2 separate regions of the Mus musculus genome follow, and region 2 is linked to region 1. The links are chromatin contacts, found by Hi-C or POLR2A ChIA-PET in ENCODE. All regions are on one chromosome and are shown on one strand. Each heading gives the region's core, a stretch centred on a gene start or an enhancer-like site at or near the end of the contact. The rest is flanking DNA. Distances are from core to core; before and after follow the strand shown.

Region 1 (3,787 bases), core at 671-3,170:
GTAATCCCAGCACTGTGAAGATCAGAGGTTCAAGGTCTGAGGCCAGCCTGGGTTACACAAGACCAGTAAAACAAAAACAAAAACTCACAATATTTCATCAAAGTGCCTGAAAATCTGAGAAACAATAGATGAGTGTTGCTAGCACTAGTTCAGGCCATTTTGCTTATGAGAAATGGTTAATTATGCTTACCACCTTTTACACATAATGAGGTGGTGGCCCCTAGCTGCTAGCAGTCTAGAATATAAAAGAGGGAAATGTTTGTACTTGCAAAAACTGCCCTCCCCATCTCTCAGTTGGTCTAAGTCATAAGAAATTCAAGTATTATAGACTAGAGATGTGTAGATCTAATCTGATAGCTTGGTCCACATATCTATTGGGAGTGCAAAATCTGAGTAAAAGTCTATCAAGTTCAGATTACAACGAGGGTTGGTGGCTTTCTACAAATTATCAGGAAATGAAGAGAAGCGTGTATAGAGCTTTGGTGCTGGGAGTGTTGCAGAACTGCGTGAACCAAGTGGTTTAAAATTACTCGTATTCCCCTGTCGCCCAAGTGGCATCTTAATGTCAGTCCACTCTACATCCTTGTCCAAGCTTCAGCAAAGCACTGCATACTCGGCAGAAATGTGACCGTTAGCTAAGGCCACACTTCATATGCTACTGCAGTCTGTAGATGTGAAACAGCACCTCTAAAGGGTAATAAGGCTCTATGAGCCAAACCTGGACACTCCCACAAAGATCAATTAGTCTTATTTTTCACTTTAAGGAGGATGGGAGCCCAAAAATGTTTCCTAACTAATTTGTTGCGAGTTTAAAAATACTTAAGGAGTTGGAAACTCAGTAAAGCTCTGCCCTCAACCTCTAATAAAACATCCGCATTAAGCATGGGGACTAGATGTGGGCTGAGCCGTTGCAAAGAAAGGTAACTTGAAGGATTTTAAAATAACTGAAATCTGATGTACACAGCCAAGTGTTGGGGGAGGGAAACATTAGCTGCTGGAAAAAAAGAAAGGCTTTGGCGTCTATAGAGCACACCCTGAGGCTCCCAAGGGGCTAACTCCATCCCAAACACCTCTACGCTGGAGAAGAGAGAGAGAGAGAGAGAGAGAGAGAGAGAGAGAGAGAGAGAGAGAGAGAGCCTGCTAGCCTGCTAGGGTCAGTTTGGGATGAAGGCAGAAATCCTGGCCGCAGTTGCTGGCCTAGACACCTGGCCTCCAGGGTCTTAGGATGCAGAGCAGCCCCCTCCGGCCCCTCTGGACTTGCAGGTGAGCGGACTAGTGCTCACTGGATCTCTGTGTAGACCTTCGATTTCCCCCTCCTTCCTCAAAAAGTGTAACTTCAGGCATCTTCCAGGGAGGAGAGGGGGTTGGGGAGAAGAGCAGAAAAAACAGGCCCCAGCATCTCCGGGGGTTTTGAAGGTAGGGAAGGAGAATGGCCATCCCTGCAGCAACCGCGTTTTCTCCTAGTACGCCCCTCCCCCAGTCCCCAGAACCTAGCGGCCAGGCTGTACTGGGCTCCCGGCTGGGGGTCCCTGGCGCGGACGCCAGGGCCCGCGTGGGTTGGGTGGGGTTGGGGTTAGCGGGATCCCCGAACCGCACGCTGAGTAGGCGACCACAATGTGCCTGTCCCAGAGCCCTGGGGAAGCAGGGTCACGAACGAGGGAGGGTGGACGGGTCCAGGCTGGGGCGCGCCCAGAGAACCGAGGCTAGTGGCAGGGTGCTGGCCGTCCCTCTCCATCCCTCCGCGGGTCCCCGGCACTTACCTCTGGGGGCGAGGGTATCCGCAGAAAAGGATGCCAGGGCGCGGCGAGCTGTGTCCGGGTTGGGCTCAGCGGCGGCAAGCGACCGCGGCGTCGCTGCTCATGGCTTGTCGCGCTCAGAGTGCTGCGGCCACGGCCGCGGCGGCGCCTCGGTCCTCGTCTTCTTCGCGGGCTCTGAGCCGGGACGCAGCTAACGCCCCAGCTCCGCAGCCCTGTTCCTCCTCCCCGGTGCCTCCCCGCCTGCAAGCGGAGCCGCCTCCAGCGCCGCCCCGCGCGCCGCCTGGCCCGCGGCAGCCAGCGCCGCCCAGCGCCCAGCCCCGGGGTCGCCGTCGGCTGCCGAGCCGCCGCCGCGGTGCCAGCCCCGCTGTGACGCAGGCAGCGATGCCCGGGAACTTCCTCCTCTGCCGAGACCACCAGGCGTCCAGGGCAGGCGGGCCCGCGCTGGGCGGGCCCCGGGTTCCCCACCGGGAAATCAAGCCTCTCCGCGGCTGGATGATTCCGCTGCTCAGAGCTGCCTACCTGGTTGGCACAGCAGGGAAGATCGGTCCTCTGCCTCCTGTGTGCAACCCTAACAATGCCAAAAAGCGGGTGGTTTCTGTGAGCCCGCCATCCGCTCTTACACCGCAGCTCCTCCCTGGGCTAAGTTGAAGCAGAGCGGCTGCTGCTAAAAATAGCCCTCCTGGGAACTCCCAGAGGGTCAGGTTGGAGATAACCCCTCCCCAGAGAATGAAAGGTCCAGGAAGCGGGTGGAGAGGGGGCGGTGGTATATATGAGGGGAACAGGGAAGAACGAAAAAAATCCGATGCCCGTAGTTTACAAAGCCTTAAGACCCTGGGCAACCTCAATCCCATTGACCAGCTGGCAGGAGTCCCTCGTTACTGGACCCTGCAAGATGGGCTTCTGGGCTTTGAGCAGCAGGTGCCGTTCCATATGAAAGCTCCGCCTACGATTTTGTGTGGGCAGAGGTGGGGATCGTGTGTGTGTGTGTGTGTGTGTGTGTGTGTGTGTGTGTGCAAAAGAGTTAACAATGTGCCCCGAACCACCTGTTGTTTAGACGATGTAGGGGAGGGATTCTCTCCCAGCCATTGATCTGAGCCTTGGGTTTGTCTGCCTATCTCTCTGCCCAATTATAGTTTAAAAGCACAAACTAGCATCTTGAAAGCTGGCATCTCCCTAAAAAGAAAAATTGCCTATTGGGGGAAAAAGTGCAGATAAGATCACTGTAGCAGTCGAGAGAGAGAGAGAGAGAGAGAGAGAGAGAGAGAGAGAGAGAGAGAGAGAGAGAGTTTGTCAGTAACCAGCTGGCTGTCCTCAGAGCACTTGACGCAGATAAAGAATTACTCTGCCCTGGCAGTCTGGGAGAGACAGAAGAGGACAAAAACGGGCAGCCAGCAGCCATTAACTAGTTTGTGTGCTCCTGCATGGTGAGTTTATAGAAGACAATCATTTTCCAAGCCATGATAAAAAGCAGGGTATGGGGGCCGTGGGGGAGGAGCCTATTCCTCCTTGCCCGGCACCCCCCCCCCCCAACCTAACTGTTCTTCCTGCTCACAGAATAAAATATTATATACTGCCTCTAATCCCAATGTAGTTGTGGGCTCTGGAAGACAACCTTAAACCCCTTGGGGCCTTAGGGGAATTGGTACAAGCTAACAACCTAGGGTGGGGTGTTCTGCTGAGGAAGCAGAAGAGGTTTGTGTCTCTGGGGGAAAGACAGAGACCAGTTTTAGTAGTCTGCTTTAAGGAAGGGAGAGGGGTGGGAGAGATCCAAGTACCTTGTAAGGCAGCAGGTAGATATAAAAATACTCCATGAGGTAGCTCTAAATTCAAATGTTCTACCTCAGGGACTTGGGTGGGGATGTAGCTCAGGGCCAGTGTCTCAAGGCCTTAAGTTTGGATCACCAGAAAACAAAACAAAACAAAACAAAACAAAACAAAACAAAACAAACAAAAAAACAAAAAGCCAAGCACAAATCTCAGAAGAGCAACTCCTAAAGTTGAAAGCCTTCCTCGCAGTGTCTTGTTCTCCA
Region 2 (3,787 bases), core at 886-3,385, 110 kb before region 1:
TAGTGATTACTCTTCAGGACAGCCCAGATTGGAAACTTCGTAAGCATCATGGGTGTTTCTGGTCAGCACTGGGCAGCAGATGTTAACTGTACCTCTGTTTTCTACCTCTCAGACCCTCCTTAGAATGTACTTGAACATTTCTTTGGCTGATTTCCGTTTGTCCTTCAGCATAGAGCTCATATATTATCACCGCCACAGAAGCTTCTCTGGACTATTCCTGTGTCCCCTACTCCCGGATTGCACAGACTGGGGTCTGTCAGAGCCTTAGCCACACAATACTTATTAGACACCACTGAGGACAGCCATTCAGTAGTGCCTGTCCCAGCCAGGCAGGAAGAGCATGCGTGCTTCCATTTGGGCTCCCTACTTCCCCTTAGCTTCTGAGAAGTAACAGAGTGAGTGGGTGACTCTACAGGCACCACACCCCCCACCACCCTGTGTAAAGACAAACATGCTCAGAATGGGAGAACTTAGACTTCTGAATGCAAAGGACAGGGCGCTTTTTTCTTTTTAGTAAAAAAAATAAAACAACACCACTAGATGTATTATTTGCAAGAAATTTTATTGTTTCGAGTTTGGGTCTCACTGTGTACCCCACCCGGTGTTCAGATTTATAAACTTCTTGCCTCTGCCTTATCAGGATGAAGATTATGCATCTAACTGGACAACCCTTTTAACGAGTCAAATACACACACACACACACACACACACACACACACACACACACACAATCTCATAATCTTACTATTAAAAATGACAACTTCTGATTACATTTAGATATTTGTCTTTTCCCATGTTTTTTTTAATATATGTAACATGTGTGTTTTTGTATCTTGAAGAAAAAGAGCCCGACTAGTTATTAAGTTTCCTTTAAAAAATAAAACCTGACACATTGTTATTTTTCATGTACACTTAGGAATTCAAGAAATGTAACATTAAAAAAAATGTTACTTTCCTTTTTGTGCAGGCTGCCTGTGCCCCTGCCCCCCAACCTTGCTGTAAAGCTCTCCTGACATAATACCCAGAGCAGAGACAATTCTTTCCCATGGCAGACAGAAGGAATGGCCCTTTTCTGAGGCATTAAGGGTAATTGTACACCAGCCTAGCCCAACCCTGGAACAAATTAGTCAAAATTAGGCCCGAGTGGCATCCTAGGATCAGAAGGCCAAGGTTAGAGGATTCCCTGGAGATAGACAGAGGCAAAGCTCACACAGTGACAGGGTTGCTACATGAGAGGAAAGGGAAGTTTGGGCACGATAAATGAATAGTCGAAACTAAATTGGTCTCAGTCTCATAGGAAAACACAGCCACTTCTTAGTGGTGTGGGGAATCTCTGGAGGAAGAAACCAAAACACTGAGCCTACGAATGAGCTCTAGGAGGGAGAGTTGGTTTAGATTTTGTTCTCTATTGGCTCATGTGCCCCAAGACTGCCTGTTCTAGGTAGGTATCTGTTACCTCTGGACAGCCACTGTGGAGTCCGAGCTCATGCTATGAAACCCGGTGCTTCCTCTATGTCTGAAAATGATGGAACGAGTCAAGGACAGCCAGGCTCCTTCCTGCCTCGAGCTCTCTGAGGTCTTGCAGAGGCTGAGGCAGAGGCTACAAAACACACTCGGAAATGATACCAGCTGAGAAGACAAAGCATCTCTAGCTTTGCCTCTCGTGTTCTTCTGAGTTGACCCAGAGACTCTGCAGTGCTGACCCTGAGGAAGCCTGGTTCATTCTCCAGGAATAGGACAGGAATGCAGCATTGGGAAGAACAGGAAAAGAAATTAAGTTCTTGAGCAGGAAGACTCCACCTTTCCTTTGAGGACAGAAAAATAAGTAAGTAAGCAAGTAAATAAATAAATAAAGACCAGAAGGTCAGCTGGGAACATGTAGCTCAGTAGAGTGCGACCTTCCTGGACTACTTGTCCTTGTACTACTTCAGCCCACCTCCTGAAAAGCAGGCAGCCTAGGACCCGGTGGGCAGACACCACCTGTGTTCTAAGAACAGAGGCACCTGAGTGTGGCAGGCCAGCCGGCCCCTGGGCTCATCCTGGCTCTGCACCACTCCCTCCCTGCAGTTGGATTATAGCTCTATATCACATCTGGCTTTTTATGTGAGTGTTGGGGATCCAAGCCCAGATTCTTTTGCTCTCACAGCGAGCACCCTACTCACTGGCACATCTCCCCTGCACCTGAAAGATCAGCAGGACGGTGGAAACAATGGCAACCAAGCAAGGGAAGAGATGAAAGCAGAGTATGAAAGGGGGCAGGAGGGACGCAGAAGGTGGATCTGCTGGGCGCTTTCCATGGGGTCTAGTGGCAATGTCACTGGCAAGTTGATGCCACACATTATTGTTTGTCAGTCTTGCTCTGTACAGAGAAATTTGCTCTGGGCATTGTTAGCTGACTCTCAGCTACTCTCTGTGGCCTTTGGTTCTGAGTGAAACCAGATAGAAGCTCTTTCTTCTTACTAGGACTGGAAAACAAAGAGTTAAGTTCTGGCAAAACTACTTCTGGCTTTGGTTTTATCTCAATGTAATGGGTTCTTTTTTTTTTTTTTTTAAATGTGTTTTTGTGTAATGTGCATGCATGTATGCACGTTTACATGCGTATGGGTGCACATGTACCCATGTGTGTGCATATGTAGTGGGGGACAGAGGTTGATGTTGTATGTCTTTCTGGATAATTCTCTATTTATGGAAGCAGGATTTCTTGCTGGACCCACAGCTCCCCAGGTCAGCTAGGGTAGTGTAGCTAGACGGCTTGGGAGTGCCCTGATTCTGCCTCTTGAGCTCTGTAATTACAGGTAGGCCACTGTGCCCACCCAGCATTTATATGAGTGTTGGGGATCTGAGTCCCAAACCTGAACTCAAGGCAAGTTCTTTATCACTGAGCCATCTCTCCACTGAGCCCCCTCCTTTTTTATTTTTATTTATTTTTGAGAAAGGGCTCAAGGTAGCCCGGGGTTGGCCTCTAATTTGCTGTGTAGCCAATAGATGGCCTTGAACTTGTGATCCTTCTGCTTCTACCTCCCAAGTGCTGGGACCACAGACATGGTGCTCCACGATGTCCGCTTTTATGCGGGCCTGGGGATGCTAGGCAGGCACTGTACCAGCAGTGCAGCCCAGCTCAGCTGCAGCCCAGCTCAGCTGCAACCCTGGGCTTTCTCCTGGCTTTGACTACTAATAAAGACTGTACCTTCCCCACTTCCTGATGCTGGAAAACTAAGATAAAGAGCATCACTTGAGCATATCACTTACAGGATGCCCTCCAGTTGACCCTAACTTTTCTCTTTCTGTTCTCCATTCTAGTGACTCAGGAACCTTCTTTTCCCTGCCCCATGCTGTCCAGTGACATCACAATTCAGGCCTCTGTCCCCATCCAGAGATCCCAGACCCTAATAACTTCTCATGTCTGTAGGGGGTATCCCCTGCATAGAGGTTCAGCCAATGTTCCCTACTGGAATCTTTCCTCTGGTTAAGAGTCTGGGGGATGGAGTGGGTCCCACCTTCCTTGTGACCCTGTGTGAACAGGCTTTTGGGTTGGCTTTTAAGACACACTGTAGCTATTTGACTATGCAATTGTCTTTTTCTGTTTATGGAGGATTCGAGAACAACTTATTTTTTTGAGAATGATTTTCATCCTTTCTTGTTAATCTTTTTCAGTTTTATATCATCATAAAACTAGCAAATTTCATGGGTATGTGTGAGGTGTGTGTGTGTGTGTGTGTGTGTACAAGTTCATGCAGAGGCCAGGGGTCAAACAGGAGCCCTCAGGAACCACTCACCTTGTGTTTTG

What was found. A loop is a pair of places that touch in the nucleus more often than their neighbours do. ChIA-PET counts read pairs that join two places held with the same protein, here RNA polymerase II (POLR2A).
Region 2: a loop to region 1 is called in a map of Patski, with 2.0 times the contacts of the local background. The contact joins the enhancer-like site here to the promoter of Lrrc8c in region 1. A Hi-C loop is called at or near these places in 2 of 37 maps with a recorded cell type or tissue (Patski and heart). POLR2A ChIA-PET finds 5 or more read pairs at or near these places in 1 of 5 experiments (Patski).

Annotation. Positions count from the first base shown.
Region 1 is chr5:105,517,604-105,521,390 of GRCm38, reverse strand. It overlaps Lrrc8c (leucine rich repeat containing 8 family, member C), which reads right to left and starts at 1,920. Exons shown (of 4, transcript NM_133897.2): 1 at 1,761-1,920.
Region 2 is chr5:105,623,884-105,627,670 of GRCm38, reverse strand. No RefSeq gene overlaps it. Among named protein-coding and RNA genes, the nearest start is that of Gm32230, 18 kb to the left of the region's middle. Within about 2 kb of position 2,135, at least 1 of the 3 ENCODE cell types and tissues checked has a DNase peak (open chromatin) inside an H3K27ac peak, as active enhancers do; it is heart, where a contact is called at or near this core.